2 separate regions of the Homo sapiens genome follow, and region 2 is linked to region 1. A link is an interaction called in ENCODE POLR2A ChIA-PET data of the cell type or tissue named here. Cell type or tissue: GM12878. All regions are shown on one strand. Links, peaks and the distances in the headings refer to the core of each region. The heading gives the core; the rest is flanking DNA.

Evidence for each region. ChIA-PET counts read pairs that join two places held together with the same protein. Peaks named below come from ENCODE experiments on the same cell type or tissue, not always from the same donor. Only the 100,000 strongest peaks of a DNase experiment are listed, where the experiment ranks them.
Region 2: POLR2A ChIA-PET joins it to region 1 with 10 read pairs; 5 of 35 experiments call an interaction of 5 or more read pairs at or near these places.

What each region holds. Positions count from the first base shown.
Region 1 is chr2:73,864,665-73,880,454 of GRCh38, forward strand. It overlaps STAMBP (STAM binding protein), which reads left to right. Exons shown (of 10, transcript NM_213622.4): 10 at 1-2,504. It also overlaps the pseudogene LOC100420774. Among named protein-coding and RNA genes, the nearest start is that of ACTG2, 20 kb to the right of the region's middle. In GM12878, for the core only: no CTCF peak of the experiment used is centred there; no DNase peak of the experiment used is centred there.
Region 2 is chr2:73,960,485-73,976,274 of GRCh38, forward strand. All of the region lies in intron 1 of DGUOK-AS1 (DGUOK antisense RNA 1), which reads right to left. It also overlaps the pseudogene RNA5SP97. Among named protein-coding and RNA genes, the nearest start is that of DGUOK-AS1, 13 kb to the right of the region's middle. RefSeq lists an enhancer at 10,558-10,727. In GM12878, for the core only: no CTCF peak of the experiment used is centred there; a DNase peak (open chromatin) is centred at 10,737; H3K4me3 peaks cover 2,514 bases; H3K27ac peaks cover 3,562 bases.

The DNA.
Region 1 (15,790 bases), core at 3,487-11,486:
ACTCCTGGGTTCCCGAGGCTCAAAGACCAGGAGACTTTTCCACTCTTGCAAGCTGCACAAGTACCATACTTAGTGTTCTGGGCTGAGAGGGGAGACAAAAGCATCGTCAGGTTGCCAAACAATGTCCCAGTTGCCCTGGGAGGCACAAACCTACCAAAGTGCCATAGGCCAGGTGCAGAGAGAATCAGAGGAGCTGATTTGCTTGGGGTCAGAGCAGAGCTGGGTTTTTTCAGATGATCACTTTCACATACTCCTTGTTAAATGGGACCAAAGGGGAAGAAGAAGAAACCCTTAAGCTTTTGTAATATTGTCTTGGGTACCAGATACCATAAAAGGCAGCATGAGAGAAACATTCCCTTGGGCCAGTGTCATGGTGGATTTTCTTGCTTGAGAGGCAAGGATTTCAGCTTTCATTTGGTACCACAGAATTTAAAATTGTAAGTGCCTATCCCTTTTGACTGTTGATGGCTTCTTTGGGGTTTTAGTTACCCCAGTTGAAAGAGAAATTTTTCATATTGGGGTTGAGAAGAATGGAGGCTATTAGGAGCAAAGCTTTAATGAGTGAAAGTCTGGTGAATCCTGCAATTTTGATATGTTTCCAGTGGATTTTGAGAACACAGTTTTAGGACCAGAGTAGATGTTGTTCCCTAGAAAATAGAGTCAGCTATTGATATTGTGCCTCCCATCCCTCATATCTCAGTGTTTTAACCCCACCTGAGTTTGGAGACCAGTTTGTCCAAGGATCTTTCAAACATGTGAGCCCAGAGTAGAACTTCTGAGTCAAGGATCATGTCTTTTTCTGAGGAGCTTTGCTTGGGGCACTGGAAATCCTGTTTAGATCAGGACTATTGGAATATTATCCTCTCCAGGGGAAGTGCCAGGTTGAACATTTAAGGCTTTGCTTCTAGGCCCAGCTATACATTCACCAGCAAATCACTTAACTTCCTAAATTTCTTTAAAATCTGTAAAATGGGATCAGTCTAATATGCCTACCTCAAATGATGACAGAATGACATCTATATGCATATGAGGCCTACGTTAGTTGAAAGATGCTATAAAGATATAAGGGATTTGTTACTTGTCTTTCTTGAAATGTTACAGTTGGGGTGCGGTTGCTTCTATCTTCTGGACCTCTGCCCATTCAGCATACAGCTAGAGGAATCTTTGGGCAGATCCACATTCTTTAGCACTAGCTAGGCTTTGACTCCAAAGCTATCTGGTCTACCTTGATGTTCTGAGCAGGAAAACTGAGGACCTCAAGAACCATTCCAAATTTCTACTCATTCTCCCTAAGACCCAGAGCAGACCCAGGACCTAAAGAAATTACATCATCTCTATTTTCCCTTGGCTCCAGCCCACTCTTGTTTGAACCTCCCACTTTTGTTGTTCCAACTACTTCTTGAGATGAAGGAAGGGCAGAACATTGGCCCTCTTCACTGAAGTCTTCACCCCTTAATCCAGGGTTCAATTTTTAGTTCACCTTAGCCTGTTTGAGATTAGAAGCTGGGCCTTAACTTACAGGTGTGTCCGGCATCATTCAATCAGCCTGTTAGATCCAGAATCCAGCACTGTGACGCTACATAACCATGGGCTCTGTCCTTCCAGTTCCTTTAGTGCCTTCCCTCACTGGTAGGTTCACTCTGAGGGCTTCCTTCCTTGAACTCCAGTGGCAACTATAGTCTGTTTCCCACAATTTGTTGTGTGTGTTTTTTGTTGTTTTGCAGCGTTTTCATATTGTCTTTTATGTAAGTCATGTTTCTGAACTATCGTATAAATTTCATTAGGGTAAGAATCATGTTTGCTTTATGCACTGTGTAACATGCCTTGCAGTCAGTATAGGCACTTAACCTTATTGATCAGTTGTTCCTTGGTGTTGAATAATGTGTTAGGTAGCCAGGTGGACCTGTGTCCTAGCCTGGAGAAGCTCTATGTCACCTTGTAGGAAGCCATCTGAATTTGACTCAGCATCATATGCTGGGCCTGTGCTGCACTTGAGCTTTCTTTCCAGCCGCCAGGAGGGATGGTTGTCCTGGCCAACAGCGAATTTAATGGGTGGTCAAAAGAAGATGTGCCTGCATAGAAGGCTGAAAGAGGGAGCTGGAAGTAGGAGGAGACAAGGAGATAGTGACACCAGTATCTTGTCACAGAAATCAAGGAAGGCAACAGTTTAAAGGAGGGGAGGGAGATCAGTGGTGCCAACTGGCTCAGAAGAGGTTTGCTGGGTTAAATCTCAAGATGAGCCCATGAGATCTGGTGGTTAGCAGAGGCCTTTCCTGACAACCCCATTTTAAGCACCTCTTCCCCATCACTCTATCTCATCACTGTTACTGTCTGTGTAGCCCTGTCATGAGCTAAAATCATCCTGTTTGTTTATTGCTAGCTTATGTGTCTAAAGTATACTCCTTGAGAACAGCAACTTTGTCTTTTTCACCTTTGTACTGAGTCCCCTGACATGGAATAAGATATGAATAAATGCACAGACTTGTCCAAAATCATCCAATTAATAAATGGTAAGGCTTTGCTTTTTTGGGAGAAGTGCAACAAATGTGAGCACATTTTAAATATTGATGTTTAAAGATTGTGAAAATTAAAAATTAACAATCAGCCGGGCATGGTGGCTCATGCCTGTCATCCCAGCAGGAGGCCAAGGCGGGTGGATCACCTGAGGTCAGGAGTTTGAGACCAGCCTGATCAACATGGAGAAACCCTGTCTCTACTAAAAATACAAAATTAGCCAGATGTGGTGGCACATGCCTGTAATCCCAGCTACTTGGGAGGCTAAGGCATGAGAATCGCTTGAACCTGGGAAGTGGAGGTTGTGGTGAGCCAAGATCACGCCATTGCACTCCAGCCTGGGCAACGAGCGAAACTCCGTCTAAAAAAATAAATAAATAACAATAATAGAAGGTTACCTCTAGAAGAAAGGCAAATGAGAAAAACTACATATATAATCATTCATCTTTTATTTAGAGATGAACGATAATACAATATCACAAATTAAAATTTCTGTAATTTCTACAAATTATACAGAGAAGGAAATTTAGAACTCTAAATGCTTTCATTATTTAAGAAGAAAGAATCAAAAGATATGAATTAAGCATCGGACTCAAATTAGAAAAAGAATAATAAAATATACTAGGAAACCAGGGGGAAAGAAATAAGTACTAAAGCAGAAATTGGCCAGGTGCGGTGGCTTACGCCTGTAATCCCAGCACTTTAGGAGGCCGAGGCGGGTGGATCACCTGAGGTCAGGAGTTCAAGACCAGCGTGACAAACATGGAGAAACCCCATCTTTACTAAAAATACAAAATTAGCCGGCTGTGGTGGCACACGCCTGTAATCCCAGCTACTTGGGAGGCTGAGGCAGGAGAATCGTTTGAGCTCAGGAGGCGGAGGTTGTGGTGAGCCGAGATCACGCCATTGCGCTCCAGCCTGGGCAACAAGAGCAAAACTCTGTCTCAAAAAAAAAAAAAAAACCCAGAAATTAAGTAAATGACATAAGTCATTTTTATGAGCACAATCTCATAAATTGTGTACACACACACACACTTCACATCAAAATCAATAATATAGATGCAAAAATTCTAAATAGAACACTAAAAAAATCATCAATCTAGTAAAGGAATAAAGTATCCTAACTGCCAGCATGTATTATGCATCCTCATGTAGGACTTGCCCATGATTCCACTGCTAGAAAGTGATGAGTCGGATGGCAGCCCAGGTCTACCTGACTCTGAGAGCCCTGAGGCGTTTGGTGATTTTTGTCCCTAGAATGTAATGGTGACCTCATTAAAAGAAATCCACTGATATAATATATCACAGGAGTAGGTCAAAGGAAACAAGCAGAAACAAGAGTCTCTCATAAAAAAAAATTTTTTTAAGATGAAAATCAACATTTATTTTTTATTTTTTAAACTCCCCTAGTAAGGAAAGAAAGGGCCAGGCACAGTGGCATACATCTGTGATCCCAGCGCTTTGGGAGGCTGAGGTGGGCGGATCACTTAAGCCCAGGGATTCGAGACCAGCCTGGGCAACATAGTGAAACCCTGTCTCTACAAAAAACTAGCCAGGCATTGGTGCATGCCTGTGGTCCTAGCTACCCAGTAAGCTGAGGTGGGAGGATCACCTGAGCCCAGGGAGGTCAAGGCTATAGTGAGCTGTGATAGCGCCACTGCACTCCAGCCTGGACGAGGGTGAGAGAGGCCTTGACTCAAAAAAAGAAAAAAAAAGAAAGCAAGAAGCTTCGTTAACATGATAAAATAAATCTTCTAATATATAACACCCAGCGTCATACTTAATAAGCAAACACTGCTGTCAGGGACAAGATAGATCCATTCTAACTACTATTATTGAACAGTGTCCTGAAAGGATAATCTAACCAATGCAGTGAAGCAGGATAAAGAGTATACTACTGGAAAGCAGACAGGTTTGGGCTACAAGCTAAGTATCTACCTAGAAATCTGAAGATAATAAATTCTGAAAAATGGTCAGACCTATTAAGAGAAAGGCACAACGATGTTCACTAAAAGATACATTTTAAAACTTTGAAAATAGCTTTTCAGTACAGGTAATAGCCATTTGTGATTGGGGGAAAAAAAATCTAATTCAGCACATAGCAACTAAAAATATAAAATACTTTGGAACAAAGTTAACAGGAAATGTGCAAGCCTCATATGAAGAAAACCAGTAAGCTTTTCAGAGGAACATGAAGAAAATAAATGGAAAGACAGGCACACTATCGGTATTCTATGAGAGAAAGACAATGTTTTAATTTTAAAGATGCTACGTCTTCTTTAATCCAAAAATTTAAATGCAAGTCTGCTAAAAAGTATCATTTTTTAACTTGAAAGATTATTCTAAAATTAATCTGAGATATGTGAAATAACATTTAAAAATTGAAAGAAAAAAAGAATTTTGGGGGAAATTTATTACCAGATAATGCTTATTATAAACCTATGCTAAATGACGAGTTAATGGGTGCAGCACACCAACATGGCACATGTATACATATGGAACAAACCTGCACATTGTGCACATGTACCCTAAAACTTAAAGTATAATAATAATAAAACTTTAAAAAATAAAAATAAAAAATAAACCTATAAGTTAAAGTAATTTGATACTGACCGAGGACTAGATTAAGAATCAGCAAACTTTATTGTTGAAGGAAGTAAGACTTAGAAGAGTTTAAGTTGACCAAGGCCACAGAACTCCAAATGAATAGTGTCAGACTTTCAAACCCACACTCAACCACACTGTAATGCTGCCTTCCTAAAATATACATTAATACATGTATTCAGAAAAACTATGAATAAGAAGTACCTAAAAATATTAATATTAGTTATCTGTAGGTGATAGAATTATGGGATGACTGTTCATTTTTCCCCCATATCCTTTTTCGAATTTCTTCAAATGTACTACAAAGAACATGTATTGCTTTTATAATTGGACAAAAAGGACAATACCTTCTATTTTCAGAAACCGAAACTTCATTGCCCCTTCAATGTGGGAATCCAGCCAGACCCTATTCTTGGACAGCATCAGTGAAAGGGGCTTGGGAAAGCTCTTGGGCGTAGCAGCAGAGGCATGTCATATATGGAAACCTTCCATGAGGGTGACCTCACCACTGGAACCCGTTCAACATAAACCTTGCTGCAAGAACTAGCAGAGCTCTTTGGACAAAACGTGGTGAGTGGAGAGCTGAGAAAGAACTGACCTAAAGAAGAGAGAAGTGCTGGTCTTACAGCATGAAGAAGTCCTGGGTACCCATCTGGGCTTAGCAGGCCTCCTTTATGATCTATTCCTAGAGAAGGATTACTTTTCCCAACCTCAGCCTCCTTCAAAGAAGAACTCCCACCGTGGCCCAGGGTTATTTCTGTCTTTTTTTCTGGACTTGCGTTAGAATGTAGGATGTTTCTTGTGTTGGACAAATCATAATGGGTTATTGGTGGGTGACAGAAGTGAAAACATTACCTAGACTAAAGGAAGTAACACTATTCTTAGATATCCCTCCATAATTCCCTATGGTTAGCTTCCCTATCCCCAGCAGCCTCCTCTCTTCACCCCATTTTGCCTTCAAAAAAGTGAATGGCATCATATCAAAGCACAATTCCATCAAAATATTTCCATGCCACCTGCAGCACCAGGCCCTGTGCCACGTTGAACAGCTCTTAACACCCTGCTTGCCACACTTAGACACCTGTGTCTAGAACTTTTCTCACACAGCCTAGTATACACCTTTCCCATGTTGTAGGAGGGTTTAAATTTTATTTTATATTATTTTTAGTAGAGACGGGAGTCTCACTTTGTTGTCCAGGCTGGCCTTAAGCTCCTGGCCTCAAGCAATTCTCCCACCCCAGCCTTCCAAAGCGCTGGGATTACAGGTGTGAGCCACTGTGCCTTGGCCAAGAGTTTAAAATTATTTTTAATTGAACCATAGTAAATGCAGGATAAGTTTACACAAATATTTTGGTTCTCAGCCACAGTGTTGTTCTGTAAGCACAGGGCCTATGATTATGGCCTTTGAGACTTCAGCTGGCCTATGAGGAAACCACATAATGAAAATAGAACCCTGTTAGTTAAAATTCTTTTAATTGCGGCCGGGCGTGGTGGCTCATGCTTGTAATCCCAGCACTTTGGGAGGCTGAGGTGGGTGGATCACCAGAGATCAGGAGTTCAAGACCAGCCTGTCCAACATAGTGAAACCCCGTCTCTACGAAAAATACCAAAAAAAATTAGCCAGGCGTGGTGGTGGGTGCCTGCAATCCCAGCTACTCAGGAGGCTGAGACAGGAGAATCACTTGAACCCGGGAGGCAGAGGTTGCAGTGAGCCGAGATCGCATCACTACACTCCAGCCTGGGCAACAGAGTGAGACTCCGTCTCAAAAAAAAAAAAAAAAATTCTTTTAATTGCACTGACAGAAAACTCAATTAAAACTGGTGTTCAGGTACAGCTGGATCCAGTGTCCATTGTCATCAAGGCTAATTTTTTATTCATCTCTAGGCTCTTCTATGCTTAATGTTTGTTCATTTAATTGGGTTTTTCAATGAGGTAGCTTTGACAGCTAGAAGGTTATAGCCTATTGCCTTGGTAAACTCAGCAAGAAAAAAACTTTTTTTTTGAAACAGAGGCTCGCTGTGTCACCCAGGCTGGAGTGCAGTGGCGTGATCTCAGCTCACCGCAACCTCTACCTCCTGGGTTCAAGTGATTCTTCTGCCTCAGCCTCCTGAGCAGCTGGGATTACAGGCGCACACCACCATGCCTGGCTAATTTTTGTATTTTTTTTTTAGTATAGACGGGGTTTCACCATGTTGGCCAAGCTGGTCTCAAACTCCTGACCTCAAGGGATCCACCCGCCTAGACCTCCCAAAGTGCTGGGATTACAGACGTGAGCCACCTCATCTGGCCAAGAAAAAGAACTTTTTAGTTCAACAGTTTCAACACAATATTTGGAATTGAGATATTGGGTCATGGCTTTGGTCATGACTTCATCCTTGAACCAATCACTCTGACCAGGAGGATGGAATATTAGCCAGGCCTGGATCATGTACCCATAACCCATCTACGCCACATGCACTGAGAGTGGGGCAGCATTCATTTCCAAAGAAGAATGGTGGTGGCAGAAGGGGAAGTAGATGCTGGGCAGGCAAAGGCAACAGATGTCCACCATGCATGCCTAGAAGAAAAAAGTGCTGTTAGCTTTAGATAATAGCAGCTGGACGATGGGGTAGTGACCTTCTCACTCCCAAAAAGGTGGGTCGCACATCCAGGCTGTGGGTCATTCATTTAATTTGCATATATTGAGTACCTGCTGTGTGCAGAGCACTGTTCAAAGTACACAAGAAGTAGATGTTACGCTCTCTGTCCTCAAGGAGCAGATAAGTAAGATAAAGGAGCCCTACTCTCACAGTGCAAGAGCAATTCATGATCAATGAGTGTACGCAGAATCATGAGCACCAACTTTATCCCGAAGTGTTGAGGGAACCCAAGTGAGGGAGAAATGAATGTTCTCATTTTAATTTCTGTATCTTCCACTTTTATTCAACAAATATTTACTGTATGCCTACTAAATTCAAGTCCCACAGGACTCTAGAAACCTCGTAGAAAGGATTTCAGACAGATTCCTAGGATGTGTAAAATATGAGAAAGAGAAAATAAATTGAAAGTGGGGGAAGGATCTAGAAATCAAGTATGCAACAAAGTGAATTCAGGAATAAAGTAAAACACGTAAACCGTGATTACTTACATTCCTACCGTGGATGGGCCGTAGGATGTATGATGTAATAAATAATTTGCATAACAAACCCAACATCAGGTAGAGGGGTTCTGTTTTCCCATAGAAATGATGGAATCTCACTAAAGCACAAGATATGGTAAATGTAATTCTACTGGAACTGTGGTGAGTGTGGGGAAGGCAACATAGTCCAGCTGAGACACCGGGTTGTCTGCTAACTGGACCTAGCCTAGGGATGGATTTCATCACATCTGGGAGCTCAGGTGGACTGCATGCATTTTAAACAACTCTGGGTTGTTTTCTGCACTGACATTTTAATAAATATTTAGTGACAGTGAGCTCAGAATCGTATCTTTGGCAAGTGCCTGGGGTGCAGCTGCCATTCTTTATTGATGGCTGAGTAAGATATGAGGCGCTTAACTTTTAACTCATTTTTGTTTTGTTTTAACACAGCTCACCAAGATGGAGGAACAGAGCCCATGGCCCACTTACTACATGGATTCCCACTTTACAGTGGAGAAGGAGCTTGCAGTAACCACAAAAGTTTCTGTATAAGCAAATTTAGGGAATTGAACTTCAGACAGTGTGGTTGTCTCCTTACTTATGAACTTGGGAATACTTACTTAGGTAACAACTAACATCAGAGGTTTTTGATCTGTAGCCTTTCTTTCTGTCCATAATTAGCTAATAGCTTCTGCTGTACAAACACAAACCATTCCCTGTCCAAGAAAATTAAACTATATCATCAGAATAAGAAAGAATATTCCTTTTTCTTTTGTGTGAGTGTGGTTTTTGTTTTTCTGGGTTTTTTTAGCGGGGAGGGTTGTTTGTTTTTGAGGGAGGACTTGCTCTGTCACCCAGGCCGGAGTGCAGTGGCCCTATTATAGCTCACTGTAGCCTCAACCTCTTGGGCTCAAGTGATCCTCCCACCTCAGCCTCCCAAGTAGCTGGGACTAGAGATGTGCACCACCATGCCTGGCTAATCTTTTAAGTTTTTTGTAGAGACAGGGTCTTGCTATGTTACCCAAGCTGGTCTCAAACTCCTGGCCTCAAGCAATCCTCCCGACTTGGCCTCCCCAAAGTGCTTGGATTATAGGCATGAACCATTATGCCCAGCCTCCTTTTTTTTTTTTTTTTTTTTCCTAATAGCAAAGGAGGCTATGCAACCAGCTCATCCAAAGACGGCATCAGATTTTTTTTTTTTTTTTAATGAGTGGAAAAGTACATGGTGTCAGAGCCCAGCCTGGATCAGCCCTCAGGAAAGTTGTTCCCACAGCTCTGACCCATGAAGCAGAAGAGCAGTGCCCAATCAATTCAGCCAGGGCCCACAGCTGAGGATAGGTCAATAAAAGTTGCAAATGATTTGATATTATTCTTGCTACCATAAAGCAAAAATTATGGCAGTAGCAGCCTATCGTGGAATTATTATTTAAAGCTCATCTGTTCCTTATGTCAAATGCTGATCTGAGAATCCCAATTTATACAATTTGTTAAAAAGCTGGCATGGAATTTGGGTAGAATGGCCAATAAACAAATAGACTTTTCATTTGAGTTAGAGGAGATACAGGATGTCCTTATTGAAGGCAAGTTAAACTGGACTCTGTGTCTAGCCAAACAAAGCCACGTCCATAGAGTAAGAAAATAAAAATGAACACAATAAATAAATAAAGCAATCAATAAAACTGAGGATTGGAGCTCACGATTCAGAAGCATTGACAACTCCAGAGGCAGAAAGTTCTATGTGTGTGCTTTAGATTAGGGTCAAGTTTTAAAATTGCCTGGGCAGTGAAGGACCATAACTGAGTTCTAGTCAGAGACTTGCCTCATATTTATAAAACTTGGGGCAGTTGACCCCATTTTGTAAGAGCTGGAGGAAGTGAACTTCCTAGGTGTTACTCAGCATTGGGCCCCACACAAACCCACTTTCCAGAATAACTCAGAAAACTTACAGAGTCCACCCTTGTTGCCAGAGATCTATCAGCCAGATTCAATTCTTACCACAATGTATTGAAGTAAAGTATTTTTAAGACAGTGAAAGGCCGGGCCCAGTGGCTCACGTCTATAATCCCAACACTTTGGGAGGCTGAGGCGGGTGGATCACGAGGTCAGGAGATCGAGACCAGCCTGGCCAACATGGTGAAACCCCGTCTCTACTAAAAATACAAAAATTAACCGGGCATGGTGGTGCGTGCCTGTAATCCCAGCTGCTCAGGAGGCTGAGGCAGGAGAATCGCTTGAACCCGGGAGGTGGAGGTTGCAGTGAGCCAAGATCACACCACTGCACTCCAGTCTGGCGACAGAGGGAGACTCCATCTCAAAAAAAAATAAATAAAGACCGTGAAAAATGTAGGATAAACTGTAACTTTGATGAAGTCCTGAGTGGCCTCTTCCTATCTTGGTTCTTCACAGCTTCTTCATTTGACTTGTTAAAGGTCATTTTTGGTTACCCAAAAATCCTTCTTAAACCAAATGTATGGAAAGGAGGACCCAGATTTGCAGTAACATTTTGAAACTAAAACTGATTCTTAGTTATTTGCGTTATGTTGTTATGTGAGAACTTCACCTTCAGAACACTGCAAGTGATGATTTTAATAGTTCTCAGCTAACACCAAGTTGCAAGTAGAGCTTTCTCCCTCAGTACTAGGGGAGGCATAATGCCAAGCTTACGAGGGCAGGTGCAGGGGCGAGACTGACCGGGGATATTCCTGGCTTCCTCACTTACTGGTTGCATGACTTCAAAAAGTAAACTGACCTCCCTGGTCTCACAGTCTTCAACGTTTCAAAATGTAAATAATACCAGGATTAGGCCAGGCATGGTGGCTCATGCCTGTAATCCCAGCACTTTGGGAGGCCGAGGCGGGCAGATCACTTGAGGTCAGGAGTTCCAGACCAGCCTGACCAATATGGTGAAAGCCTGTCTCTACTGAAAACATACATAAATTAGCTGGGCATGGCTGCTGGCACCTGTAATCCCAGCTACCCGGGAGGATGAGACAGGAAAATCACTTGAGCCTGGGAGGCAGAGGTTGCAGTGAGTCGAGATTGCACCACCGCACTCCATCCTGGGTGACAGAGTGAGACTGTCTCAAAAAAAAAAAAAAAAAAACAAGATTAAATAAGATAATGCATACACATGGCTCAGTACAATTTGCAGCATACACACACGACTCCATACATGGCAACTATGGATAATATAACAATAATAGTAATAAGGCCTAAGTCCAGTAGTTGCCACCGTGCCCAGCCCCTACTTTCATTTAAAAGACACCCTTGGCCAGGCATGGTGGCTCACAGCTGTAATCCTAGCACTTTAGGAGGTTGTGGCAGGAGGATCACTTGAGTCCAGGACTTTGAGACCAGCCTGGGCAATGTGGTGAGACCCAGTCTCTACAAAAAATACAAAAAGCAGCCAGGCATGGTGGTTTGCACCTATAGTGCCAACTACTCAGGAGGCTGAGGTGGGAGGAGCGCTTGAGCCAAGGAGGTCGAGGCTGCAGTGAGCCATGATTGGGCCACTGTCCTCCAACCTGGGTGACAGAGCAAGACTCTTGTCTCCAAAATAAAAAAATAAAAGCTACCCTTCTGGGTAGGCAGGCCTGAGTTGTTGGGTAGAGCTTGACTTTTAAAAGAACCATCCTGTGGGGAGGCTTCTAGCCCCCTTTTTCCCCATCACCACCATCCCCAGCTTCTCCTGTCTCCCAAGATGAGGATAGGGAGGCTGGGAAACACACACCCAAGTGCTTGCCAGGAAGTATGGGAGTGGGAGTGAGAGACTGCCTGATAATAAGAGAAGTGGGGTTACTGGAGCCCAGATCTTGGGGTACCTCCCAAGCCACTCAAGGCTCAGAACACATGGAAAGCAGAGAGCGGTGTTCAGACAAACTGAACATTCAGAGATACTGAATATTTGATTCCAGACCACCACAGTAAAGCAAGTTGCACACATTTTTTTGTTTCCTAGTGCATATAAAAATTATGTTTACACTACACTGTACTCTATTAACTGTGCAATAGCACTGTATCTAAAAAGATGTACATACCTTAATTTTAAAATACTTTATTGCTGAGTCTCAGCAAGCACGCTGGCAGGAGACACATGGGTCCTGCATTCCAGCCTCTGGAGACCAAGATTTGCTTTCTGCTTACTCTGAACTGAGGTGCTCATGATGGAGTCAGCCAAAGAGGAGAAAATCTGTTCTGGTGTGCCCTGGCTCTCTCTACTCCCCAAGTATGCCATGGCTGAGGAGTGGGCACCAGGGAGCAGACTGAGGTTGGGTTTCAAACCAAGAAACTTGATTCTCCTGGTTAAGATAAACAGCTTTGAGTGCTTGACGGTGAAAATGGCACAATCCATGTTAACGTGTCACAACTTGAAGGCATGACAAAGAACACACTGGGACTTGTGGCACATGGAAATGTGTGCACAGAAAAGACAACTCTGTAATTCTTTAAAAGTAGGAAGACATTCTTCCTTGCCAAAATGCATACATTCGGCTCAGTTATCAAGTTTGAAAATCTCCAAGAATTAAAGAAAGGGTCCCATCACAGCCCTTGATGTTACAGCAGTATGTTCTGCAGTGGCCATGATTGACTCTGTATTGTGATATCAGCCCTTACATACAACTGGAGGAAGTGTGAATTTCATCATACATTCACGACTATTATGGTTACCAAAATCATGCTTCGTTCACACTGTTCCTTCTTTTAGCACCTCTGGCTTGTATCCATGCTGCTTTCATTTTTATTTTCACTATGTACATACAGCTTTGTAATCGGTTCTTCTTTGGAGGAAACACAGTAAACACTGATACAAGTGCAGCCTGGAGAGATCCTCTTTCAGTTGTTCCGCCTGGATTCACCGCATTTGCTGCCTTCTTGTTTACGTTGGGATTCATTTTAGGAACAACCATAACTATTGGGAAGTTTTTTCGTTTGTTTGTTTTTACTTTACAAGTTCTGGGATACATGTGCAGATCGTGCAGCTTTGTTACATAGGTATATATGTGCCATAGTGTTTTGCTGCATCTATCAACTTGTTGTCTAGGTTTAAGCCCCACATGCATTAGGTATTTGTCCTAGTGCTCTCCCTCCCCTTGTCCCCCACCCCCCAATAGGCCTTGGTGTGTGATGTTCCCCTCCCTGTGTCCATGTGTTCTCATTGTTCAACTCACACTTACGAGTGAGAACATGCAGTGTTTAGTTTTCTGTTCCTGTGTTAGTTTGCTGAGGATGATGGTTTCCAGCTTCATCCATGTCCCTGCAAAGGATGTGAACTCATCCTTTTTTATGGCTGCATAATATTCCGTAGTGGATATGTGCCACATTTTCTTGATCCAGTCTATCACGGATAGGCATTTGAGTTGGTTCCGTGTCTTTGCTATTGTGAATATTGCTGCAAGAAACATACGTGTGCATGTGTCTTTATAGTAGAATGATTTATAATCCTTTGGGTATATAGCCAGTAATGGGATTGCTGGGTCAAATGGTATTTCTGGTTCTAGATCCTTGAGGAATCACCACACTGACTTCCAAAATGGTTGAACTAATTTACATTCCCACCAACAGTGTAAAAGCGTTCCTATTTCTCCACATCCTTGCCAGCATCTGTTGTTTCCTCCCTTTATAATGATCACCATTCTAACTGGCGTGAGATGGTATCTCATTGTGGTTTTGATTTGCATTTCTCTAATGACCAGGAAGTTGTTTTTTATCCAGATGAAAATCATCCTCAGAAACAAAACTTTTAGTCAGTCATGGATTGAAGAGAAAGCTAAAGATTGAATTCAGTATTATCAACTAGAGGTCTTTGTTTTTCTTTATGATATGGGAAGTAAATGGAGGAATTTAAACAGGTATTTGTGTGGTCAGGGGTCCCTGAAAGAGATGACCTGGAGTGGCCAATGAGAGAAAGCTATCACCAGTACAGCTTAACACTAGAACAGTTGAAATAAAAAGCAGATAAGAGGCCGGGCGCGGTGTCTCACGCCTGTAATCCCAGCAATTTGGGAGGCCAAGGTGGGTGGATCATTTGAGTCCGGAATTTGAAACCAGCCTGGCCAACATGGTGAAACCTCGTCTCTACTAAAAATACAAAATTTAGGTCGGCATGGTGGCAGGCACCTGTAATCCCAGCTACTCAAGAGGCTGAAGCAGGAGAATCACTTGAACCCAGGAGGTGGAGGTTGCAGTGAGCCGAGATTGTGCCACTGCACTTCAGCCTGGGTGACAGAGTGAGACTCCATTTCAACAACAACAACAATAACAACAAAAGGAAGGAAGGAAGAGAGACAGAAAAGAAAGAAAGAGAGAGAAGAAAGAAAGAGAAGAAAATTTGGGGGAATAGAAAACTGTTCACTCAACACTCCATTACACAGATAAGATTTCATCCTGTTGTTCAAATTCTCTATACTGTTCCTGATTTTTTTGGCTCCTTCTTCTGTCCATTACTGAGAAAGTTGTGCTAAAATCTCCTGATATGATTGCAAATTTATCTATTTCTCTTTTGTGTTTAGTCCATTTTTGAGCTCTATTTATTTACATATACACACATATACATATATACACACACACATTTGGCATGTATATATAAGTTATGTTATTAGATGCATACAAATATGGAATTGTTATATCCTCTGATGAACTGACCCTTTTATGTTATAAAATGTCTCTTTTTATCTTTAGGACTGCTTCTTGCCTTAAAATCTACTTTGAGATTGATACAACTTTCTTTTGATTAGTGCTTCTTACTTTCAATATTACTATATCCTTGCATTTAAGGAGTATCTCTTATAAGCAGCATATTGTCAGTTTATCATTAAATAACCAGCCCAACAATCTTTTTGCTTTGTTTTTAAATTTTATTTTAAGTTCAAGGGTACATGTGCAGGTTCATTATATATGTAAACTTGTATCACGAGAGTTTGTTGTACAGATTATTTCGTCACCCAGGTATTAAGCCTAGTACCCAGCAGTTATTTTTCCTGATCCTCCCTCCTCCCACCCTCCACCCTCCACCCTCCACCCTCCACTCTCCACCCTCCACTCTCCACCCTCAGGTATGCCCCAGTGCCTGTTTTTCCCCTCATTGTGTCCATCTATTTTAGCTTTAGCTCCCACTTATAAGTGAGGGCGTGTATTATTTGATTTTCTGTTCCTGTGTTAGTTTGCTAAGGATAATGGCCTCCAGCTCCATCCATGTTTCTGCAAAAGACATGATCTCATTCTTTTTTATGGCTGCGTAGTTTTTAATGGTGTATATGTATGTACCACATTTTCTCTATCCAGTCTATCATAGATGGGCATGTAGATTGATTCTATGCCTTTGCTATTGTGAATAGTGCTGCAATGAACATACGCATACATGTGTCTTTATGATAGAGCAATTTATATTCCTTTGGGTATATACCCAGTAATAGGATTGCTGGGTGGAATGGTATTTCTGTTTTTAGGTCTTTGAGGAACTACCACACTGTTTTCTATAATGGGTGAACTAATTTACATTCCCACCAACAGTGTATAAGCATTCCTTTATCTCTACAACCTCGCCAGCACCTGTT
Region 2 (15,790 bases), core at 4,398-12,397, 97 kb after region 1:
GTGGCTCACACCTGTAATCCCAGAGATTTGAGAGGCCAAAGTAAGAGAATTGCTTGAGGCCAGGAGTTTGAGACCAGCCTAGGTAACATAACGAGAGGCCAGCTCTCCAAAAAAGTAAAAATTAAAAAAATAAGCCAGGTGTGGTGGAGTGAGCCTGTAGTCCTAGCTACTTGGGAGGCTGAGGTGGGAGGATCGCTTGAACCCAGGAGGCTGCAGTGAGCTATGATCCTGCCACTGCACTTGTAGGTGACAGAGCGAGACTCTATCTCTTAAAAATAAAGTGTACAGGCCAGGCGTGGTGGCTCACGCCTGTAATCCCAGCATTTTGGGAGGCTGAGGCAGGTGGATCAACTGAGGTCAGGAGTTTGAGACCAGCCTGGCCAACATGGTGAAACCCCGTCTCCAATAAAAATACAAAAAATTAGCCGGGTGTGGTGGTGTGTGCCTGTAATCCTAGCTACTCAGGAGGCAGAGCAGGAGGATCGCTTGAACCCAGGAGGCAGAGGTTGCAGTGAGCCAAGATCGCACCACTGCACTCCAGCCTGGGCAACAAGAGCAAAACTCCATCTCAATAAATAAATAAATAAAAACAAAAAATAAAGTATACAATTCAATAGTTTGTAGTATAGTAGTCATGGGGCTGTATAACCAATACCACAATTCCAGAACATTTTCATCACCCCAAAAAGAAAGCCCATACCCCATCTCCCCCAAGTTTCCCTGCTGCCAACTCCCAGCCCTAGGCAACAACCAGTCTACTTTTGTCTCTGTAGATTTGCCTATTCCTGCAATTTCATATGAATAGAATCATACTATGTTGTCTCCTGTAACTTTTTTTTTTAACTGAGCATAATGTTTTCAAAGTTCATCCAAGTGGTAACATGTATCAGTACTTCGTTCCTTTCTTCCCCCACAACAGTCTCACTGTGTTGCCCAGGCTGGAGTGCAGTGGTGCAGTCACAGCTCACTGCGGCCTTGAACTCCTGGGCTCAAGCCATCCTCCTACTTCAGCCTCCTGAGTAGTTGAGACTATAGGTGCACACCACCGCGCCCACTAATTATTTTATTTTTAGTAGAGACTGTCTCACTATGTTGCCCAGGCTGGTCTCCAACTTCTGGTGTCAAGTGATTCTCCTGCCTCAGCCTTCCAAAGTGCTAGGATTACAGATGTAAGCCACTACACTCTTCACCTAGTTTTAAAGCCTGAAAGTCTACAAATTCAGCATCTCTATTGGTAAATATTGCCTTTTAGAAAGTAAACGTTGGCTGGGCACTGTGGCTCAAGCCTGTAATCCCAGCACCTAGGGAGGCCGAGGCGGGCGGATAACTTGAAGTCAGGAGTTCGAGACCAGCCTGGCCAACAAGGTGAAACCCCATCTCTACTAAAAATCAGAAATTAGCTGAGCATGGTAGTGCAGGCCTATAGTCCCAGCTACTCGGGAGGCTGAGGCAGAAGAATTGCTTGAACTGGGAGGCAGAGGCTGCAGTGAGCCGAGATTGCACCACTGCCCCCTAGCCTGGGTGACAGAGCGAGATTCTGTCTCAAAAAAAAAAAAAGTAAATATCCTCTAGGATAGTGCGGGCCATCAACAGTGTAACCTAGGTGATATTTGTCATTTTCCAAATTTGTAGCCGAGATCATCTGTAGAGAGTAAACATATTAATGAGCAGCAGTAATTTTGAATCTTAAATTGTGGGGGAGGGACAAGTAGGTCTGGGTGGAGCCTGTAAGTGTGCAGATTAGGACCACAGGAAGGCAGGCTGAAACCTTGGGCACCGTGGGTTTTTAAAGTGGACGCTAGAGAGTGGAGGTCACACTAAAACGGTCCCTACTCTACACTCAGGCCAGTCTGGATGGCTGTTATTCTTGGTTTAGGCCAACTCCCAGCGTCAAAAAATTTGGATTAACACATAAGAAATAGCTGCATTTCTTTCTGGCTTACGATGTGGTAAAACCTGCTGTTCTGGAACCTGAATATTACCTTGATGGGTTTATAACAAGGATCAAGGTTGTGAAAGTTCTCAAACTCTCAGAAGGTGATAATTTCAAGTAAAAGAGATTGTTTGTTATATGCAAATACCAGAATCACAGAGGAAGTGATGCAACGAAATAACATGCACTTTAAAATTTTAATACTATTTAACCTTCTTCAGCCCTCACTTAAATAGCAGTTTACATTTTCTGAACCACTTTCTCCTTCATGGGTCTCTCCTGGCTCCCCTACATTTGATGCCTCCCCTTCTGCTTCCTGGGCTGCCATCTTTTTCTCTTTTCCTCGAAAGTGTTGGTGTCCCCAAGGTACCCTTGGCTCATTTCTGTCTTCGTCCACTCCCTCTGCGTGATCTTGGATTTGTTTTCTATCACTGCCATTATCAAATTACCACAAATGTAACAGCTTAAAGCAGCATACATTTATTATCTTACAGCTCTGGAGGTCAGAACTCTGACATGGGTCTCACTGGGACAAAATCAAGTTATCAACAGGGCTGCTTTTCTTTCTGGAGTTTCTAGAGGAGACTCCGTTTCTTTACCTTTTCTGTCTTCTAGAAGCTGCCCACATTCCTTGGCTTGTGGCCCCTTCATCTTCAAAGCCAGTAGTGTTGCATCTCTAACCACAGCCAGGAATCCTTCTCTGCTTTCAAGGACCCACGTGATTACACTGGCCCCCTCTGGGAAATCTAAGCTGCGGGGTGGGAGGGAGGCTGCTATTCTGCTTTCCGCAGATCTCAAACACTATCATGGCTCCTACTATTCTCATGGGGTGAAGACTTCTTATGAACTTGGAAATTTTATGGAAAATGTGAATCATATGCAAGAGGGAATGGTATCAAGCACCCCTGTACCCCCATACCCACATTCTAGCCCAATCAGCCTAAGATCACCAGAAACGAACCTTGAGTTTGAGAAGGTCAGATTGCAATGAGGAAGACCACATACCAGAGGAACTGTGGGGCATCTCACCAAACAGGAAAATATACCGTTACAGGATTTTAAGGAAAACTAGAGTTTTGGTAAAATTGAATGAAGCATTGTTTGGATAGGTGCAAAGCAAAGCAGGACTGTGTATAAAGGAGTCTGTTCTGAACTGTTCGGTGAACTCAGGTTTGTTTCCCTAGAAAGTACAAAGTTAAGACAAACATGGAATTTGTGTTCAGAAGCTCCTTACGTGAAACTCTGAACCTGGCTTGGAAACCAAGACAACTTCTCTGTGTCAAAGTGACTTAGAATCTTCTGGCCAAAAAAAAAAAAAAAAGGAATTTTTACTGATAACATTTAACATTTCACACAGCAAAGTTTTTACTGATAACATTTAACATTTCACACAGCAAAGTTTCTGATAGTTCATGATTTTAAAGAACAAGGTTTCTCTATGAGTCAGAAAGCAGTAGTCACACAAGGAAAGGGGTCATTATGACACTTTACGGCTACAACGTGCTCGTGGGAGAAATACTGTTTCATGGTAACTTTTGTGACTGGCTTTAGCTGTGTAATGTCCTCCCAGCCTGTTGAGTCGCAGGGCAGCTTTTTACCTTCTTAGCATGAGCCAACTTCGACTTTCTCGCCAACTTCGACTTTCTCGCCAACTTCGACTTTCTCACCCACTTCGGTTATCTACTCAGAACCAATCTGGTTTCACCTACAGCCTACCCCCACTCTCATTATTCTGAAGCAAATCCCAAACAGGAGGATGTCTTTTAAAGCTAGAGCTATATCAAACTATGGATTTCACAACCCGGATCCCTTATGCTCAATGGGTACAAAACAGTTCTCCCCACCCGCATACCCACCACCAACCCTACCCCAACCCAGCCAGCAAAGCCATTTCCCCTGCTTCTCCATTCACCCCGTTGGCCACATTAAAAACCTTGGTGTTATCTTTGACCCCCCACTTACACTCATTCTCAACAAATTCTGCCTATTCATCTCTGAAATCTTTCAAATCTTCTCTGCACCTGTTTCTGTCTCTCTAGTTGAAGGTGTAGTGGAAATTGTGGTTGACTCCCCAGCATTCATCCCACCTCTCCTCCTCTTCCATAGCAGTCATATGGTCCCCATTGTAGCAGTGGCCATGCCTAGGAATGGCAGGAATGGCCCCTCCCCTGCCCCCCAATTACTACTACCAGTAATCATTTCTTCCCCAAGCCACATCAACTAAATGATGTATAAAAAAGAACAGTGGTTGCTAGGTCAGGTCACCTGCCCCACCCCTGCCACCAGAGAGCTGCCCCTCAGCCTCTCCTATGTGGAGGTATGAGAGCTACCATGTTTTTATAACCCTATCTCCCATCACTCCTACCATAAACCCCACGAGACCACCCATAGCTTCAGATGTGTTTTCCCACATGACAAAATGTTTCTCTCTCTCTCTTTCTCTCCCACCCCCCACCCACCACCCCAAGCTTTTACACTGGAAGAACTACTCACCCTGCCAGGCCCAAGCCCACCATTCCTCTCTCTGTGGAGCCCTTCCCTCACCCCACACCATGTCCAGTCTTTGTGCCCTTGAGCACCCTGTTTATTAAACTTCTGTCAAACGTGTCATACCTGAATGAAAGTTGTCTGGAGACATCTCTTTGATGTCCTTGGCCTTGACCTTCTTGACATAGACCATGTCTTGGTCATTTAGTACAATGCCTGGCATTTATTTATTTATTGCTGTTTCATGAGTGCCTAACATAGACTTTTAAATAAAGAAATTATTGACTGGAGACACGCTCCGCCCTTTCTCAGGTTCCTGGGTTATTTGTGAGCTCTATATTACGATCATCAATTGAGGAAGTCCCTTCTGTGTACTAAGCACTGAGAATATGCAAGAAATTTGGGGCCTGGACTCTACTCTTAAATTGTCAAAGGAGTTGATGATTATCAGATGCCTACTGTGTGCCAGCTACCCTACTGAACACTTTCTAAATGTTATTCAACCCTCTCAATAATCCTGTGAAGGAGGTTTAAGGTGCCAGTTTTTACCAGTGAGGAAACTGAAGCTCAGAGTTCAGTAACTCAACGAGAGTCCCACAGTAACTGACAGCGCTGGGACTCACACCTAGGTCCATCCTGACTCCAGAGCCTGTTCTCTGCATAACACCAAACCATTACATAAGGGAGATAAGACTAGATTTTCAGAAAAGAAGGCAAGCAAGCATTTCCTTGGCTGCCTGTCTGGATTTACCAGCCAAATTTTGTAGCCTGGGCAGGAAAACCTAGTTTGCCAGCACTGCTAGGTGGAGGCCACCAGGTGCATCTTAGCTGTGCCTTTGGCCCCTGGGTCCCTGAACAGGTGGAGAGATGTTTCTGGGGGGCTAGATTTTCTCTTCTCAGCAACTGCACCTTCATAAAGTGCCCTTCAGGCACTAGCCATTAGAATGTATGTGGAAGCTTGGTGAAGGTTCTGGAGTGTCTTTACAGATGCCTTCTACTCCACTTCCCAGCTCACCCTTTATGTTGCTATCAGATGATTTTCTTAAAACACCTTTATTTTTTTTAAATTTATTTTTATTTTTATTTTTTGAGACAGCGTTGCTCTGTCGCCCAGGCCAGAGTGCAGTGGCATGATCTCAGCTCGCTGCAACCTCCGCCCCCTGGGTTCAAGTGATTCTCCTGCCTCAGCCTCCCACGTAGCTGGGACTGCAGGTGCACACTACCATGCCTGGCTAATTTTTTTTTTTTTTTTTTTTTTGGTATTTTTAGTAAACACCACCATGTTGGCTAGGCTGGTCTCAAATTCCTGACCTCAAGTGATCCACGCACTTCAGCCTCCCAAAGTGCTGGGACTGCAGGTGTGAGCCACCACACCCAGCCTAAAAACCTTTAATCATGTTAATATTCTTCTTTAAAAATGTTGGTGGCCGGGCGTGGTGGCTCACACCTGTAATCCCAGCACTTTGGGGGGCTGAGGTGGGCAGATCATGAGATCTGGAGTTCGAGACCAGTCTGCATAGAGAAACCCCATCTCTACTAAAAATACAAAATTAGCTGGGTGTGGTGGCGCATGCCTGTAATCCCAGCTGCTTGGGAGGCTGAGGCAGGAGAATCATTTGAACTCAGGAGGCGGAGGTTGTGGTGAGCAAAGATGGTGCCATTGCACTCCAGCCTGGGCAACAAAAGCGAAACTCCAACTCAAAAAAAAAAAAAAAAAGTTGGTATCCAAATGCACAGTGGTATCCTGAATTGGATCCTGGAACAGATCAAGTTCGTTAGTGGAAAATACTAGTGAAATCCAAATCAAGTCTGGAGTTTAATTGATGTAACTTGTCAGTTTTCACAAGTGTACCATGTCATGTGAGATGTTAGCATTAGGGGAATCTGGATGAGGGATACACAGAAACTCTGTGTTGTCTTTGCAATTTTTCTGTAAATCTAAAATTATTCCAAAATAAAAATCATTAAAACAATGTTGATACCTCTTAGAAGATGATGACCAGGCTCCTTAAGTGGGCTTTTGGAGCCCTCCAGCCTTATCTTTCCCCACCCCTGTGAAAGAATCCTCTGTTCTTGCTAAATGGTTTCACTTACTGTCCTCTTAACAATGTCTGTGCTCTCCTAGACTCCACTTTTGCCTTAGCCATGTACCCTGTTGGACTGATATGCCACTAGTCACAGTCCTTAATCGCAAACAGCAGGAAGTTACTGTGAACCTAAGGAAGCTTAGGTTTTAGGGTGCATCACTTGCAAGTCCCCAGGAGGGTCCACTATGGCTGTTATGAGAATGTGATTTCCCTGTCATTACTACTGCTGTCACAGAATACTCCTCATGGACCCAAGACTCTGGTAGGTACATCTGACTTGCAGAACCTAGACCACATGCCCTTGACATGCCAAGTACGTGCAAGGGAGTCTGAGAAATACAGTATCTGACATCACATCTTCGTTGTGAGAGGTGGGGTCTATCCCCAACCAAGGTGAATAAGTCCTCAGACACAGGAAGGGGAATGATTTACTAGTTCTCCAAAAAGAATGGCAGATGTTTACTACAGATGGGTTTTCTAGAACCAAATCTTCCATTAGGAACCACTGGGCTTAGGTAACATTTGTTACCTAAGCTGAAACTCCAGCTTGGTTTGGCCTGGAGACTCCATGGTACAAACTGTGTTCCTATATTTCATTCACTACACCAGAGTGAAGGGAACTTCATCTCCTGAGGACACTTGAATTAAAATCTTTCAAATGAAAAGGGCCCAGCCGTGCATGGTGGCTCACACCTGTAATCTCTTGGCACTTTCAGAGGCCAAGGCAGGTGGATCATTTAAGGTCAGGAGTTCGAGACCAGCCTGACCAACATGGTGAAACCCTGTCTCTGCTAAAAATACAAAAACAATTAGCTGGGCGTGGTTGCATGCACCTGTAATCCCAGCTACTTGGGAGTCTGAGGCAGAAGAATCGCTTGAACCTGGGAGGTGGAGGTTGCAGTGAGCTGAGATCTTGCTACTGCACTCTAGGCTGGGCTACAAGAGCAAAACTCTGTCAAAAAAAAAAAAAAAAAAAAAAGGAAGGAAGGAAGGAAAGAAAAGGGCCCATGTGCATGTCTTTAAGATCAGCTATGCAAAAGGCAACATAGGAAAGGTTATATCCTACTGTGAAGCTGGGAGTATTCCCCAAGGCAAGAAAGGTTTCTGGGAGAAGACCCTGTATTATTCTCTTATCCAATACTAACCAGGCCCGACCCTGCTTAACTTCCAAGATCAGATGAGATCAGGTGCATTCAGGGTGGCATGACAGTAGATCCTGTATTCTCTATATCAGCAGTGACCCCATCATCCTTCCAGCCACCCAGCTAGAAAACTAGGATCCTCTGACTCCTCTCTGTCACTCATCTCCAGCAGCCAGGCAAATGTCTGGTGCTACCAATTTCCCGCTAACATTTCTCAGATCTGCCTGCTCTCCTACCTCCACTCCTAACCCAGCCCTCCCACCCAGGCTCTCTGCCTCTTGCTATGGCCTCCCCAAATCCCTACTCCACAGAGGAGCCAGAGGGCCTTGAACGCCACCAGGTGCCTCCAGAATGTGCCTTTGGCCCCCCGGGGGCCCTGAGCAAGCACACATCCTTCCAAACCCTCCTCTGCTTGTGTTTACATTAAACTCATGGTTGCCCTACCCCCCCACACACACACACTCTCATTGCTTTTGCTCATGCTGTGCGCTCTCCCTGGAGTGCCCTTCACCTCTAAGCCCCTCGGCATCCCCAATTGCCATCTTCAGGAAGCTTCTGCTGACTCTACCCTGGCTGTGTCAGGCACCTCCCTTCGAGCTCCTGTCAAATGCCTTTTGCATTTATCTGTTTTTCTTACACATAGTATTAAAATCATCTCTCTCTGTCTTTTTTTTTTTTTTTTTTTTTTTTTTGAGACGGCATCTCACTCATCGCCCAGGCTGGAGTGGTGAAGTGGTGTGATCTCGACTTAGTACAACCTCCACCCCCTGGGTTCAAGTGATTCTTCTGCCTTAGCTTCCAGAGTAGCTGGGATTACAGGTGCCCGCCACCATGCCCGCCTAATTTTTGTATTTTTAGTAGAGATGGGGTTTTGCCATGTTGGCCAGGCTGGTCTCAAACTCCTGACCTCAGGTGATCCACTCGCCTCAGCCTCCCAAAGTGCTAGGATTACAGGTGTGAGCCACCATGCCTGGTCTAAAATCATCTCTTTGTCTCTTTATTAGAGCATGGCTTATGTCTTATCCCACTTTGTATCTCCAGTGCCTGGCACATGGGAGTGGGTAATTCAATAGATACTGGACAAATGGAAAGCAGGAAGAAAGAAGAAAAAGGGACGCAGGCTGAGCCTGAGAAAGACCCCTTGCACTAAGCAATGAAACACCTCCCACACCCTTACCCCTCCATGCTGCGAGCAACATACTTGCTAACATACTTAGCTACGTACTCGCTAAGACCCAGGCCAGCTGCAGGTGGGCTCTGAGCAGCCTCTCTGACTCTGGACTAGATTACGTGACTGTAAGATCCTTAGAACGGATGGTAGAAATAGATGATGATGATGAGCCCTTTGATTCTGCCCTCAGAGCCACCCCCTCCCCCATGATCCTGGAGGCCACTTTGAATCATGAAGTGCCTCATAAAGAGAGAATTGCAAAAGACAGAAGAAGCCTCAGGCCCTGACTTCACAGAACTGCAACTTTAGCCCTGGACTCTCTCCTCAGACTTCTACATGAGAAAGCTGTAAACTACTTTTGTTTTGTTTTTTTTGAGACAGAACCTTGCTCTGTCACCGAGGCTGGAGTGCAGTGGTGCAATCTCAGCTCACTGCAACCTACACCTCCTGGTTTCAAGCTATTCTACTGCCTCAGCCTCCCGAGTAGCTGGGATTACAGGCATGTGCCACCACCATGCCTGGCCAGAAAGCTATAAACTTTGAAGCCACTGTTTAGGATTTTATCATTGTATACAATTGTGCTAATATATCCTGTGGCTCTGAGCTTGTTGCAACATTCTCTCTTGCCTAATTTGGGGCCCTGCTTGCAGTGCAGGTGTGTGCCCCATGGCTTACGACTGGGGACCCCGGACAAACGTTACCTGGTACTGGACAGCCTCTGCAGTGATAGATAGTTCCCTGGCCACCAGCGCTGGCACATGGGAGGAATCAGAGAAGGGGATTGGGAGAAACTGTATCACCCTGGGCAAGTCACTGAACATCTCTATATTTTAGGTCCCTTGCTTTGAAAGCAAGGAAGACCATCTTTAAGGTCCTGACAGTCTCCTGCTTAAAATATCCACCTTATGAATGAATAAGCAGCATGGAGTACATGGAGGACTTGGGTTTAGACATCACACAAATCTGGTTCCAAATCCTGGCTGGGCCACTCACCAGCAGCGCAACTTGGACAACTTGCCTCTCTGAGCTTCTGTTTTCCTTAAATCTGAAAATGAAACTAATTTTGCAACTATTTTTCAAGTGGTACCAAGAATTAGAAATATTGTAGACAAACTTCTGGGCAGAGTAGCCACTCAGTAAATGGAACTGGTAGGTGCATGTGAGTGGAGAGAAAGAAAGAGCTGGTGAGTGCTTCACAAAGTACAGCTGAGCTGAGCCTTGAAGGGTGAGGTGAGGACCATTCGGGCAGGTAGGGTGGGAAGGACGGTCCAAGCAGGGGAGCAGCATGGGCAAAGGAAGGAACACACAGGATGTGATGGTGAAGGGTGGGGTGCGTCGAGGTCCTTGTGGGATCAGACCTCATGCCCCTAAGCGTGATACCACTGTGGACCAAAATGAGTGCTGCTTCCAGCTAAGGAGCTTCCTGGATTACATGGCATTCTAGCTGGGCATTAAGTGAAGTAGGATTTTTAGAGCAAGACTGGGTTGAGGGTGATTTGGAGTAAACACCATAAGCAAAGGCAGGGAGCTAAGAAAAGAGCCTGTGAGGGGGTGGGGTTGGGCAGGGAGACCGCAAGGCTAGAGTAGAGGGCAATAGCAGGCAAGAAATGCTCAAATGTTTTAAATAGAGTGCTTGGCAAAGACAAGCCAGGCCAGCCAAGCCTCCATTGCTCACACTGTTGTCTTATCTGTTTCTTTCAGCATTTCTACGTAGGCTGTATCTTTGAGGCCAGAGCCCAAATGCCCGGGTCTGGAAGGAGTCTCTGAGGTCCCTTGGGAGACCCAGCAAAGGGGACCGGTGTGGGACTTCTGCTCAGAAGGTGGAGGGCTGGGAGAGCAGGCAGGCATTCACTCTGCTTCCTTCCTGCCTGGTGGCTGGCTGCATGCCCTGAACTTGACCTCAGATGACCTGCGTGTTCCCTTCAGTTTCAGTGCCAGCAGCAGTGAGCTTCATCTTTGGCTTTTTTTCTCCTTCAGAGCAGAGACTTTCTCTCTGCTCAAACTGGGTTTTTTTTGTGGTGGTGGTGGTTGTTGTTGGCTTTTTTTTTTTTGAGATGGAGTCTCGCTTTCTCACCCAGGCTGGAGTGCAGTGGTGCGATCTCAGCTCACTGCAATCTCCTCCTCCCAGGTTCAAGTGATTCTCCCACCTCAGCCTCCAGAGTAGCTGGGATTACAGGCATGCGCCACAACACCCGGCTAATTTTGTAGTTTTAGTAGAGACAGGGTTTCACCACGTCGGTCAGGCTGGTCTCATACTCCTGACCTTAAGCAATCCACCCGCCTCGGCCTCCCAAAGTGCTGGGATTACAGGTGTGAGCCACGGAGCCCGGCCTCAAACTGGTTTTTGCAGCACCAAAAATCTCCCCAGTACTTGGGCAGACCTTGCCGGTGGGGTGTCTACTGTTGTCTGCCTTTTTTCAGTTTAGAATGATGATTTTAATGGTGCTAGATCATTGTATAGGTACGTAAATAAAGACTAAGGGTGTGTTTGTACAGATGGGAGTGTGTAAGACACGTTTTTCCCAAGCAGACACAGCTAGTTAGCAGCAGAGCTGGAATAGCCCGGGTGTCCTGACACTCAAGCCAGTGCTTGCTGCCCTGCCTATGAGCTGCTTAACTCTGTACACCTCAAATGTCAGCATCTTGAAATCATTGTGTGAAAAAGTGAGTTGGGTTTCAGGCATTGTCCTTGTTAACCCACCACATGCTCAGATGTTCTGTGGTTTGGGTTGGCATGCAAAATAATTCCAAAAATGCCTGGATTTGTCCAATGTCACTGATTAGTGCTTGCTTTAGAAGACTAAGTCCAGCATTAGCCTCAGTAAGGTACAAGGAACTACCACAGTTTCTCCTTGATCAAATGCATAAGGTATAGATGTAGAATACTTATAAAGGAAAGGGACTGACTTCTAATCAACATACAGGCTAAAAATTATTATTGCCAAATAGGCTGGCGTTGCTCAAAAACCTCTTCGGAGTTGCCTTTGGAGCCAGTTTATGGGTCCCAGTAGAGCCAGGCTCTGTTCATCATTCAACAAGAACACACTGAGTGTCTGTATGTCAGGCACAGAGTACAGTGAGTAGCAAGACAGATACACATGTACCTTACAAGTGACCTTTCTACTTAAAAAATAAAATGTCTTACCTAGGTTAGACTACCACCTTAATCACCAGGTTTGGTTCTGAAAGATATTTTTGGCTGCTTTCTAAAATTAAGCTCTTCTTCAGAGGATGGAGAATAAATTCACTGATTGAAAATACTCAGAAAAAAGAGATGTAGCTTAGATAAAGGCAATCTCAAACGAGGAATTCCCAAGACATTTTAAGCTATGGTAATACAACCTCACAAGGAAACAATTTAGATAAGAATATTTATTTGGAAGTAGACATTCTGGTGTGTTTGTTAAAAGTGCAAAGGCACATTGTCAGGAGAACAAGGTTTTGACTCCTGGAGACCAGCCACTTTTCAAAGCAGGAACGACCAAATGATCTGAACCAACCCAGATCTATTGGCTGCTGTCCCCTGCTCATGAGCCCTCTGGCTAGGACTGCCCCAGGCATCCACGTTTGAGAGCACCTGCCTAAAAGATCTGCAAATCAAATCAAATTATAGGATGGACAGTTTTGAAACAAACCTGCTTATTTGCATCTGCCCCAGTGTTGTCAAGGATATTCCACTGATCAAAAGTCATTGCTATAGTCTGAATTTCCAGGTTCTAACAAGAGTACATTTGTATATGCTTTCTATTTCACACACTACTTCCTCATTTATCCTCTCCTCGAAGCCACAACTCTTGTGGTAGACATTAAATATTCTCATTTTACAGATAGACACACAAAGATTCACTTAAATTATGTGCCTAAAGGACCACTTACTAGGCTTGAAACCAGGTCTTGCCGTTCCTCCTGCAGCAGCTCCTCCAACAGGCCACAGGATCCTAAACTCCAAAACTCCTGATCACTCCTGCAAGCAGTTGTTCCCAGCCTGGCTTCACATTGGAGTCCCCACGCCTCGGGGCATGACCTGACATTGCCAAAGACCCCATGGGGTGGGCACCAGGTCCATACGACCAGAATCTCTGGAAGTGGGGCCTTGGCATTGGTATTCCTCAAGTTCTCCAAGTGATTCCTCTGTGAAAAGTCTTGGTCATTCTATTAGAGAATTATCAGAATTTGCTTCCTTCTCTCTCAAAGACCTACTTAAAGGCATTGATGGTCCACTTGTCTTCTTTTTCAAACATAATTCTCTATTTTTCAATGATAGGAATGCTACTACCTCTTTGTTGTAGAAATTTTAGGGAAAACAGGTATTAAGAAAAAAACAAAAATAATCCAGAGACCCAATGTTTATATTTTGATATATTTGCTTCCAATCCTCGTGTATATTTTATGTAATTTTTTTGAGACAGTATTTTGCTCTGTCACCCAGGCTGGAATGCAATGGCACAATCATGGCTCACTGTAGCCTCAATTTCCTGAGCTCAAAAAATCCTCTCATCTCAGCCTCCAGAGCAGCTGGGACCACAGGCACACCCACCATGTCCAGCTAATTTTTTTTTCTTTTTCTTTTTCTTTTTTTTTTCTTGTAGAGATGGGGTCTCCCTATGTCACCCAGACTGGTCTCAAACTCCTGGGCTTGAGTGATCCTCATGCCTTGACCTCCCAAAGTGTGGCAATTACAGGTGTGAGCCATGGACCTGGCCTTAATCATTCTTTAATGTGAACATTTAAGTTTATTTTAATTTAATTTTTTTTGCTGTTATAAGTCCTCCAAGAAGATCCTTGTACTTAGATCCTTATAGTCTTTGCAAAACTGAGTATTTCTATTTTGTGATCTGCCAGTTTGCTATAGTTATTAATTAATAAAGTTTTTATTTTATTTTATTTTATTTTTCAGATGGAATCTTGCTCTGTGGCCCAGGCTGGAGTGCAGTGGCACAATCTTGGCTCACTGCAACCTCCACCTCTCAGGCTCAGGCAGTTCTCCAGCCTCAGCCTCCCGAGTAACTGGAATTACAGGGGAACACCACCATGCCTGGCTAATTTTTGTATTTTTCTTTAGTAGAGACAGGGTTTCGTTTAACCATGTTGGCCAGGCTGGTCGCGAATTCCTGACCTCAGGTGATCTGCCCACGTCGGCCTCCCAAAGTTCTGGGATTACAGGCTTGAGCCACCATGCCGGGCCTGGACATTTTATGTCTTTATTGGCCATTTGCATTCCTTCTTTTGTGAATGTTCACATCCTTTGCCTTTTTGTTCCCTTTTGAGTGTCCATCTTTTCTTACCTACTAAGTATATAACACCTTTCCTGTTCATTTGTTTTGTAAATATTTTTCCTCAGTTTATCATTTAATTTGGTTTGTTGACATACAAAAGGATTTATTGATTTTATGCTTAGAAATGTTCCTTGATGAGGTAAATTGTTACCAACATTTTCTTCTACAAGTCTCAATAAATAAATGCCTGGTTATATAGAAGCAGTTTATCTGGCTACATGGGATTTTATTGTTCCGGACTAAGAAACTGTCCATCTCCTGGCCGGGCGCAGTGGCTCACGCCTGTAATCCCAGCACTTTGGGAGGCCGAGGAGGGTGGATCACGAGGTCAGGAGATCGAGACCATCCTGGCTAACACGGTGAAACCCCGTCTCTGCTAAAAATACAAAAGAATTAGCCGGATGTGGTGGCGGGCGCCTGTAGTCCCAACTACTCAGGAGGCTGAGGCAGGAGAATGGCGTGAACCCAGAAGGCGGAGCTTGCAGTGAGCCGAGACTGCGCCACTGCCCTCCAGCCTGGGCAACAGAGCGAGACTCCGTCTCAAAAAAAATAAAGAAAAAGAAAAAAGAAACTGTCCATCTCCTACAGGAATCTGACTTGGAATTATCAAAACTACACTGCTTTTATGGTGTATGTTCCTTGAACTACCTTGCCCAATACAGCATAACGTAAAAAACATTTTGCAGGGCAAAACATTTTACAAAGCAAACAATATGGCATAGCCTCTCACAAAAGACTGCCCCACCCCAAAACTAACAAAGCCCACTTCCATCCTGTTTTGAAAAATAGGGTGGGTCTTAGGATAGTACCACTGGGCTCTCTCAGCCCTAGGGAGAAACTTTCCTTCAGCTCAAGTTTCTCCTGGTCAAGTGCTTCGGGGACAGGCTCTGCTCTTGAGGAGGGTTACTCTGGCATGTAATATTTGGGACATATGTATACTAAAAAATTATTTGTTGTTTATCTGACACTCAAATTCAACTGGAAGTCCTGTGTTTCCATTTGCTAAATCTGACAACCCTAATCCTGTGGTTTTTCTCTCAGTCTTAATGTTGGTGCCCTTGCCCCAGGAGTGCCCACAGGAAGCAGCAGACCTGGCAACATGCTGCATAAAGGAATTTACCTGTTTACCTTCAAAGAGGGTTCTCATGGCCAAGGGGCAGCCTCTCCCTTGTGCCCCTGAGACATTAAAAAACAAAAACAAAACAACAACAACAACAAAAACACTGCATTTACCTTTTCTACACAGATCAGCCATGTGCTTATAAACCTAAGCTCTTCACCCAGACTTCATGGGTTGCTTCCAGGCTTCCTGCACTTCATTGTCCTTCTTCCTCTTTTTTTCTAGCAGCCATGAAGCTGCTCATGGGTCTATGGATCTGAGTGGCCACCATCACCTCGCTCACATGCCTTTGGTCCGCTGCATGCTCCTGTCCGAGTGGCCAATCTGTCAGTTCCCCTTTGGCCTCTTTCAGCTTTTAACACCCTATTTTCTATCTTACAGGTTTTTTTTTTTGTTGTTGTTGTTTTGTTTTTTTTGAGACAGAGTCTTGTTCTGTCGCCCAGGCTAGAGTACACTGGTGTTATCTGGGCTCATTGCAACTTCTGCCTCCCGGGTTCAAGCGATTCTTGTGCCTCAGTCTCCCGAGTAGCTGGGACTACAGGCACGTACCACCATGCCCAGCTAATTTTTGGCA